Regions from separate parts of the Homo sapiens genome. Here region 2 is linked to region 1. Evidence: read pairs that join two places in POLR2A ChIA-PET (ENCODE). Cell type or tissue: K562. All regions are shown on one strand. Region 1 overlaps PARP12 (poly(ADP-ribose) polymerase family member 12). Region 2 overlaps LOC107986854 (a long non-coding RNA gene).

Region 1 (4,000 bases):
TTGGGCAAGTCTGGTGCTGCTTTTAGTAAAATGGAGTTGATGATGCTTTCCTAACAAGGCAGGGAGTGCGGGGGTGAGGATAAGTTGAAATCATAGACTTGATCAAGCATGCCATCCTAGACAAATGTGAATTGGTATTGATGGTGAGTGAATTCTGGATGGGCCTAGTCTGCACTGAAATGGGAGACTTGGCTCCTCCCCCTGTGCAGTCACCCCTATCTTCACCCCCACGAGAGCATGCTCTTCAGGGAGGAACCCAAAGTTAGGAATGCTGTGCTGCACAGCTCTGGGGAGCATTCCTTGTGTTGTATTCTGATTTTACAAAATGAGTGAAAGAAGCATACCTTAATTATGGCATTGGCTGTATTCCTGACATCAATAAGTAGAGTTTTTGAGCCATTGTAAATTTGCTTTGTTCCCTGCTCATCTCCAGCACCTAGACAGTGCCTGGCCCACAGTAGGTACTCTGACATTTGTTGAATGAATGAGTGTGCTAGGATACTTATTTTTTAAAAAAGACTGTCAGGTTTAGTGACAGGCAGATTTTGAACAGAGATTTTTATTTAATAAGCATTTCTTGAGTACCTCTTGTGGGGCAGATGAATAATGTGGTCTGTCAGGGAGATGATGATACACTGGCATTCATTGGATTTCACAGTATCAGCCATTGGCTGGCCATTCTGTTACCCACTCTTTCATTCAGCACCTTTGTGTGCTTGCCACATGCTGGGCGCTGTCTTGGGTGCTGGTTATTCCTTGGCGAAGCTGAGACATGCCTCCCCTCAGAGCAGAATCAAACCCTCTCAGCTGTAGTGGTGGCTACAATTTTAATAGAGCACTTCCTAGAATGTCAGTTGCATGCCAGGACTACCTGCAAACAAAAGCACCACTCTAATTGTACCTGACTTTTATATTTAAAAGTTGTCTTTTGAATTTGTTTTTTCTTTACATTGTCTTCAATTATGTTTTGTTGATTTCTTTCAGTTGTAGGAATCCTAGAAGTAGACAGGTTTTGTATTAAATAGATCTTTAGGAGTATCTTACAGCCTTGAATACAGTTGGATTATAGCCTTGTCAGAAAGGGAGGAGGGATCCACTGCCAGTGATGTCAGCTGCAAGAGCAGTCACCATCGTCGGGAGAGAGGGAGATGACCTTCGGGGTCCCATAGACCTAGATTTTGAGTGAAGTATCTCAGGGGCTTATAAAAAGAAAAGGGAAGATGAATAACGACAGGTGACACTAAATAGGGATTGCAAATTAATTTTATGTGCTCATTGGGGTTAGCTGGGTGAGGGTAAATGTCATAGGTAAAGACTCATTGGCATGGTGCTAGTAAAGGTAAAATAGAAAGGATTTATGTGCCCTTTTTATATTAAGATCCTGATAATTAACCTAAAATTAATTAAAGGGGCTTCATTTTGAAATGTGGACTTTCTTTTTATTACTCTTGTCTTGGTATTAGTACCCAATTCTGATAGTTCATTAATGAATGTTTGCTATATAGCTTCAAATCTAGTTTATAAAATTAGCCCTCTGTTTGCCCTCAGGGGTCATCACAACCTTAGGCATAGAAGGAATTGTAAGATGCCTCAACATGTAAGACAATGGTTCTCCCCTTATTACAAAAGTGTCCCAAGTCCCACCCCTGGAGGTTCTGATTCAGTCAGTCTGGAGTGAAGTCAGTCTAGGGCAGAATCAGGCACTTGTGTTTTTAAATGGGTCTCCTAGTGAATTGAATGGACAGCGAGAGTTGAGAAAGGAGTCCCCTTCATGGAGTCCTGGATCTGGCAAGCAGCCATGTGGCGTCAGGCTGCCAGCCTGTCACTAAAAAGTAGAGGATCCACCTGTGTAGGAGCACTTTCACCCCAAACACGATAGGGCTTTGTGAGCTTGCGTTGCCCACTTTTGTGCAGAGAACTGAATGAATCCTCTTTAACTCTCTTTTATACCCCATATCAGAAGCTGACATATCTTTGTGGTGTTTCTTTGCAGAAAGAAAAGACAGTTCAGGTTCTGTGTCCCCAAACACTCTTAGCCAGGAGGAGGGTGATCAGATCTGTTTGTACCATATCCGGAAAAGTTGTAGCTTTCAAGGTAAGTTGGAAGAGGCTCCTTCATTCCACTTGTGGGAGGGGTAACTGCTTGTCATTCCCAGAGCTGTGCTCTGAAGTCACCCCCTACCAAACCTCTACCCCATCCGGAGAGGATCAGGGCTTGGCACTTTGGCCAAACCAATTCTGAAGGTATTTTGTTGGGGAGTTGAAGATGGTAGCAATTCTTTGAGTTTTCAGAAATTAAATGTGGATCATTTTTGGGAACATAACTGGTTCATGCACCAAATGAGTGTCAAGTATTGAGCCTTGGTCAGCTTAGCATGAGGTCACAGACCTGCACAGGACAGGGAACTGCTCAGCCTGGTGGGAACAAAGATAAGGGTGATGATAGGCTGAGAGCTCCCTTAGAAACTGGAAAGGACCTCACTGCGAAGGAAACACTTGTGTTAGCTCTTGGAGGATGAGTAGTTGTTTAAATTGGGGTTTTTTTTCTGTATTGATCCAGTGAACAATCCAGTGATCTCTTTTTTATCAGAAGCAGCAATTCTGGTGTGCATGTGCCTGTCTGTATTTTCACTAAACCTTTGTTTTCTTCTTAAATGCTGTCCTGGGCTTTGACTGAAGAAAGGTTTGTTCTCAAATTTGGTGACTCCCCTTGACAACCACCAAACTTCTTGTTTCATTTTCAGTTTTTAAAAATTACCCAAGCAATTAATGAATACTTTCACTCTGTAAAACAGTTCAGTAATACAGAGTGAAGCATGAAGTCCTCCATCGTCTTTGCCCAAAGGTAAACACTTCCCGTGTGGTTGTGATATTTGTTTTATATGTTTTTAAACAGATAGGAGCATGTGATAATGTTATTATTCAATCTGCATCTTAACATTGTATCTTGGAGATTTTTTTTCCATGTCAGTATGTGAAAGTCCACCTCATTTTAAAAACAAGTGTGTAGTAGTTGATTATAATGATGTTCCATTGAGCATTGAAGTACATATATGTGAGTATTTCCATAGATAGATTCTGGGGAATGGAATGATAGGTCAAGGAATATGAGCTATATATATATACACACACATATATATGTGTATTCTGAAAGCAATATTACTGAGCTATAGTTTACACAAGCTAAAGTGTACCATTTTAAATGTATACTGAGTTTTGATAAGTATATATGCTCATGTAACCATCTCTACCATCAAGATATGGAACCCCCTCCAAAAACATTGTTTTATGCTCCTTTATAATTAATCCTCACCCCCTAGTTTGTCACGCCCAGGAAACCCCTGATCTACTTTTTGTCACTATAGATTAGATTTGCCTTTTCTAGAATTTCACATACATGGAATCATACAGTGTATTATCTTGTGCCTGGCTTCTCTCATCAGCATGTTTTTGAGATTCAGTCATGCTGGCATATCAATCATTTGTTTCTTTTTATTGCACAGTAGTATTCCATTGCATGATTGACTGCAATTTGTTTATCCATTCATATGTTGATGAACATTTGGGTTGTTGCCAGTTTTTGGCTTTTACAAATACAACTTCTATAAATATTTATGTATAAGTTTTCATGTGGATATATGTTTCCATTTCTCTTGGGTAAAAGACAGACATAGTTACTGGGTTATGTCATGTGATTGACTTTGTAAGAAACTGCCAAACTGTCTTCCAAAATAGATAATAATATTTTATGTTCCCACCAGCAACGTGTGAGAGTTTCAGTTATTGTATATTCTTGCTAACACTTGGCATTGTCTTTTAAGTTTTAGCCATTCTAATCAGTGAGTGATGATGTCTCGTGGTTTTAATTTGCATTTCCCTGATGATTAATGATGTTTAACTTTTATTTACATGTACTTTTGGGGCATCTGTATATTTTCTGTGAAGTATCTACTCAAATCTTTTGCCTATTTTTTATATAACAGCTTTACACACACACACA
Region 2 (4,000 bases), 200 kb before region 1:
GTCTTACGGCAGCATCGCCCTACCCTCTGCCTTCCTCTTCACATGGTCATATGCCCTGTGTCTTTGCGTCTGTGATATCTCCTCATCATATAAGGACACCAATTGTTAGATTTAGGGCCCACCTAAATTTACATCCATAATGATTGCATCTCAAGATCCTTAACTAATTACATCTGTAAAGGCTCTTTTAAAAATAAGATCAGGCCAGGCACCGTCGCTCACACCTGTAATCCCAGCACTTTGGGAGGTTGAGGTGGGCAGATCATGAGGTCAAGAGATAGACCATCCTGGCCAACATGGTGAAACCCCGTCTCTACTAAAAATACAAAAATTAGCTGGGCGTGGTGGCACATACCTGTAGTCCCAGCTTCTTGGGAGGCTGAGGTTGCAGTGAGCTGAGATCATGCCACTGCACTCTAGCCTGGCGACAGAGTGAGTCTCTGTCTCAAATAAATAAATAAATAAATAAGATCATATTCTAAAGTTCCAAAGTTCTGGGTGGATGTGAGTGTATTTTTTGGGCAGGGGGTGAACACTATTCAACCTGCTACACAGAGCTTTTTCAGTTGCAAATGACAGGAAACCTCATCTAAGGAGCTTAAATAAATGATTATTGGCAATCCTAGCAAAATATATCTAGTATGTTACCCTGAACAATATCGGGCTTTGATGAGGTTACAAGTCCATCTCTAAACTAATCACTGCAGCCAGGCCAGAGGCTGTACCTGAGCTCTTGAACCAGGGGTAGATTCAGTTCCACTGAAAGCACACAGACTGAGGAGATTATTTGCAGATACCATTACCAGGAGAAGGGGGAGCAGGTGCTAGGTGGTAGAAAACGTAGCCACCTGCTAGCATGGTCTTCCTCCACAGTCAGTCAGCTCTTGGGCAGCAGTGACTCTTCTCATATCTGCATTCCAGGGCCTTGAAGAACAGCAGGACTTCAAATAAATATTTACTGAGTTGTTTTTGAATTTTTAACATGATTCAGTCTCCAAGGGCTTCATTCATGGTAAATCTGCAATCCGGCGTCTGATCCAGGGTGAGCCTTCCCCACGGAGGCACTGTCCTTTGTAAGGCCCTTCTAGGTAGACCAGCTGGCCATCTGTTATGTAACCATCCATTCTTCAAAACTTCCATAAAAGAGAAGCAAGAAAGAAGGGTTTGGATCATGTTAGGGTCAAAGAAGGGCAGGAGAGAAATACAAGTGGTAGATGAAACTGAGCATCAAAGAAATACATCCCCACCTTTCCCCTTTGTTCTAACACACACACAAATCTCATTATCTGCAGGGTTGGACTATTGTTACCCTCACATACCCTGGAGTCCTGGTGGAGAATACAGGATTCTGGGTTTAGGCATGTGTCATTCGGTGGTTTAGGCCTGAAATATTGTGCCTTAAACACCCACAGAGGGGCCTTATATCCCAAACACCAGAAGAGCCAATGCCCAGAGGGTGAAATCAGACAGCCCTTAAGCTAGATGAAGCTGGAATTGGTAACCACACTATGGAGTTTAATTTGCTGACCTAGATGTAGTCTGCAGCCCACAAAACCTCATACCACAGCAAAGCTTTTTCTTGTGCTGAGACAGCTGGCTGAGCATGATGTTGCAATGACTCAGTTCTCAGTAAAGGGTCTGAGGAAATTAGGGGCAGGGCTACAGCCCCAAGACCACAGCTCCAAGAGACCTTCCTGTTTATTCATGGGTGAGAGAAGGGGAACCTTCTGTTTGTGGGCACTGGTATTTCATCAGAAGAGACAAGGCTGGACTCTGGGTTTGAGCTGTGTGTACACAGTCAACACATGACAGTCAGACAATTATACTCAGAGTGAGAATTCATATCTAGCCACATAGGCCAAAAGCATCTCTAAAAGCTGTTCTTAGGCCAGGCGTGGTGGCTCACACCTGTAATCACAGCACTTTGGGAGGCCAAGGCAGGTGGATCACAAGGTCAGGAGTTCGAGACCAGCCTGGCCAACATGGTGAAACCCCGTCTCTACTAAAAATACAAAAATTAGCTGTGCATGATGGTGCACGCCTGATGTCCCAGCTACTCAGGAGGCTGAGGCAAGAGAATCGCTTGAACCCAGGAGGCAGAGGTTGCAGTGAGCCGAGATCACACCACTGCACTCCAGCCTGAGTGAAAGAGCCAGACTCCATCTCAAAAAATAAATACATAAATAAATAAAAGCTGTTCTTAAAACTATGTGAATCAAATCACATTTTTACTTGACTTCCATTTTAAAACTGGACATAGGTTTATATGAGGAGGCCTAGTTCAATAAAACGAGAGTTGAAAACTCTGTGGGCTCGGAGGACTTCCCATTAAACATAGCCGGTTGAACATGTGCATACTCCTGGGCCTCCTCCCAAAACCCCACTAAAATGTGAGGCAAGAGACTTTTTTTGAAAAGCATAAGTCCATAAGAGAGGTAAGAGCAAAGAGAAGGATCAAAAAGATTTTTAAGCTGGAAATTTGAGAGATAATGAACCTCACACACCAGAGTAAAGGGTCTCAAAATGGGGAAGCCAAGAAAACAAGCCAATCCATGCCTCTGAAACACCCCAAAGGCTTAGGAATTGGAGGTACCAGATACTTCTGAAAAGGCATGGCTGCGGCTGAAAACTAGAGCACTGATTAAAAGTTTTCTTCCAACCTGGGCAACATAGTAAGACCCCATCTCTACAAAAAACACAAAAATTAGCCAGGGGCTGGTGATGCACACCTGTGGTCCCAGCTACTCAGTAGGCTGAGGCAGGAGGATCACTTGAGCCCAGGAGGTTGAGGCTGCAGTGAGTCATGCTCGGTCCACTGCACTCCAGCCTAGGCAACAGGGCAAGAAAAAAATAAAAATAAAAAGTTTTCTTAAGCAATAGTTAAGGCTGGGCACGGTGGCCCACGCCTGTAATCCCAGCACTTTGGGAGGCCAAGGCGGGCAGATCACTTGAGGTCAGGAGTTTGAGACCAGCCTTGCCAACATGGTGAAACCCCCTCTCTACTAAAAATACAAAAATTAGCCAGGCATGGTGGTGCATGCCTGTATTCCCAGCTACTCAGGAGGCTGAGGCAGGAGAATCATTTGAACCTGGGAGGCAGAGGTTGCAGTAAGCTAAGACGGTGCCACTGCACTCCAGCCTGGGCCACAGAGCGAGACTCCATCTCAAAAAAAAATGAGAGTTAATCCCTGCAGTTCTTCCCTTAGCCTATGCAACAAGCTACTACTTTCTCTCAGCCTTCATCAGAGACGGACCACTTATTGTATGGGGAGTTTGAGTTAGAGGAACTTTGGACTTAGGAACAACTGAAGGTGGAAGATGAGTATCAAAGAAGGGGGATGAAATGAAAGTCAATGTACCAACCCGTGCTGTCCTCATATTTGACTCCTAGACACTGGCAGACACATTTATAACTATGGGGAGGGAGTTCAGAGAACTCCCATAGGAAACTGACCACCAAAAGAAGAGACATGGAAATGTATCATAGGGGATTCCCCCAAGAATGACTGGCCCCTGTCTGATCACCCCATTCTAAAATCACTCCATCATACATGCAAATCTTTCTTTGTTTTGCTTTGTTTTGTTCTGTTTTGTTTTGAGATGGAGTCTTCCTCTGTCACCCAGGCTGGAGTGCAGTGGTACAATCTTGGCTCACTGCAACCTCCGCCTCCCGGGTTCAAGGGATTTTCCTCCCTCAGCCTCCCGAGTAGCTGGAATTACAAGTATGTGCCACCACGCCCAGCTAATTTTTATATTTTTAGTAGAGACAGGATTTTGCCAGTCGGCCCTGCTGGTCTCGAACTCCTGACCTTAGGTGATCCACCAGCCTCAGCCTCCCAAAATGCTGGGATTACAGGCGTGAGCCACCGCACCCAGCCAATATTGTTTCTTAAAACTGAATATTCAGTGAATAAAAGCATTCATGGAAGGTTGAGCTGTGATAGTAGAAACTAAAAATTCAAGACGTCAGGTGTGGTGGCTCATGCCTGTAATCCCAACA

The links. Peaks named below come from ENCODE experiments on the same cell type or tissue, not always from the same donor. Only the 100,000 strongest peaks of a DNase experiment are listed, where the experiment ranks them.
Region 2: POLR2A ChIA-PET joins it to region 1 with 5 read pairs; 1 of 35 experiments calls an interaction of 5 or more read pairs at or near these places.

Annotation. Positions count from the first base shown.
Region 1 is chr7:140,052,757-140,056,756 of GRCh38, reverse strand. It overlaps PARP12 (poly(ADP-ribose) polymerase family member 12), which reads left to right. Exons shown (of 12, transcript NM_022750.4): 4 at 1,994-2,095. Among named protein-coding and RNA genes, the nearest start is that of PARP12, 8.2 kb to the left of the region's middle. In K562, no CTCF peak of the experiment used is centred here; DNase peaks (open chromatin) are centred at 1,786 and 2,416.
Region 2 is chr7:140,250,689-140,254,688 of GRCh38, reverse strand. LOC107986854 (a long non-coding RNA gene) reads right to left here. Exons shown (of 2, transcript XR_001745386.2): 2 at 480-1,133. Among named protein-coding and RNA genes, the nearest start is that of KDM7A-DT, 75 kb to the right of the region's middle. RefSeq lists enhancers at 1,756-1,825, 1,856-1,905. In K562, no CTCF peak of the experiment used is centred here; a DNase peak (open chromatin) is centred at 1,631.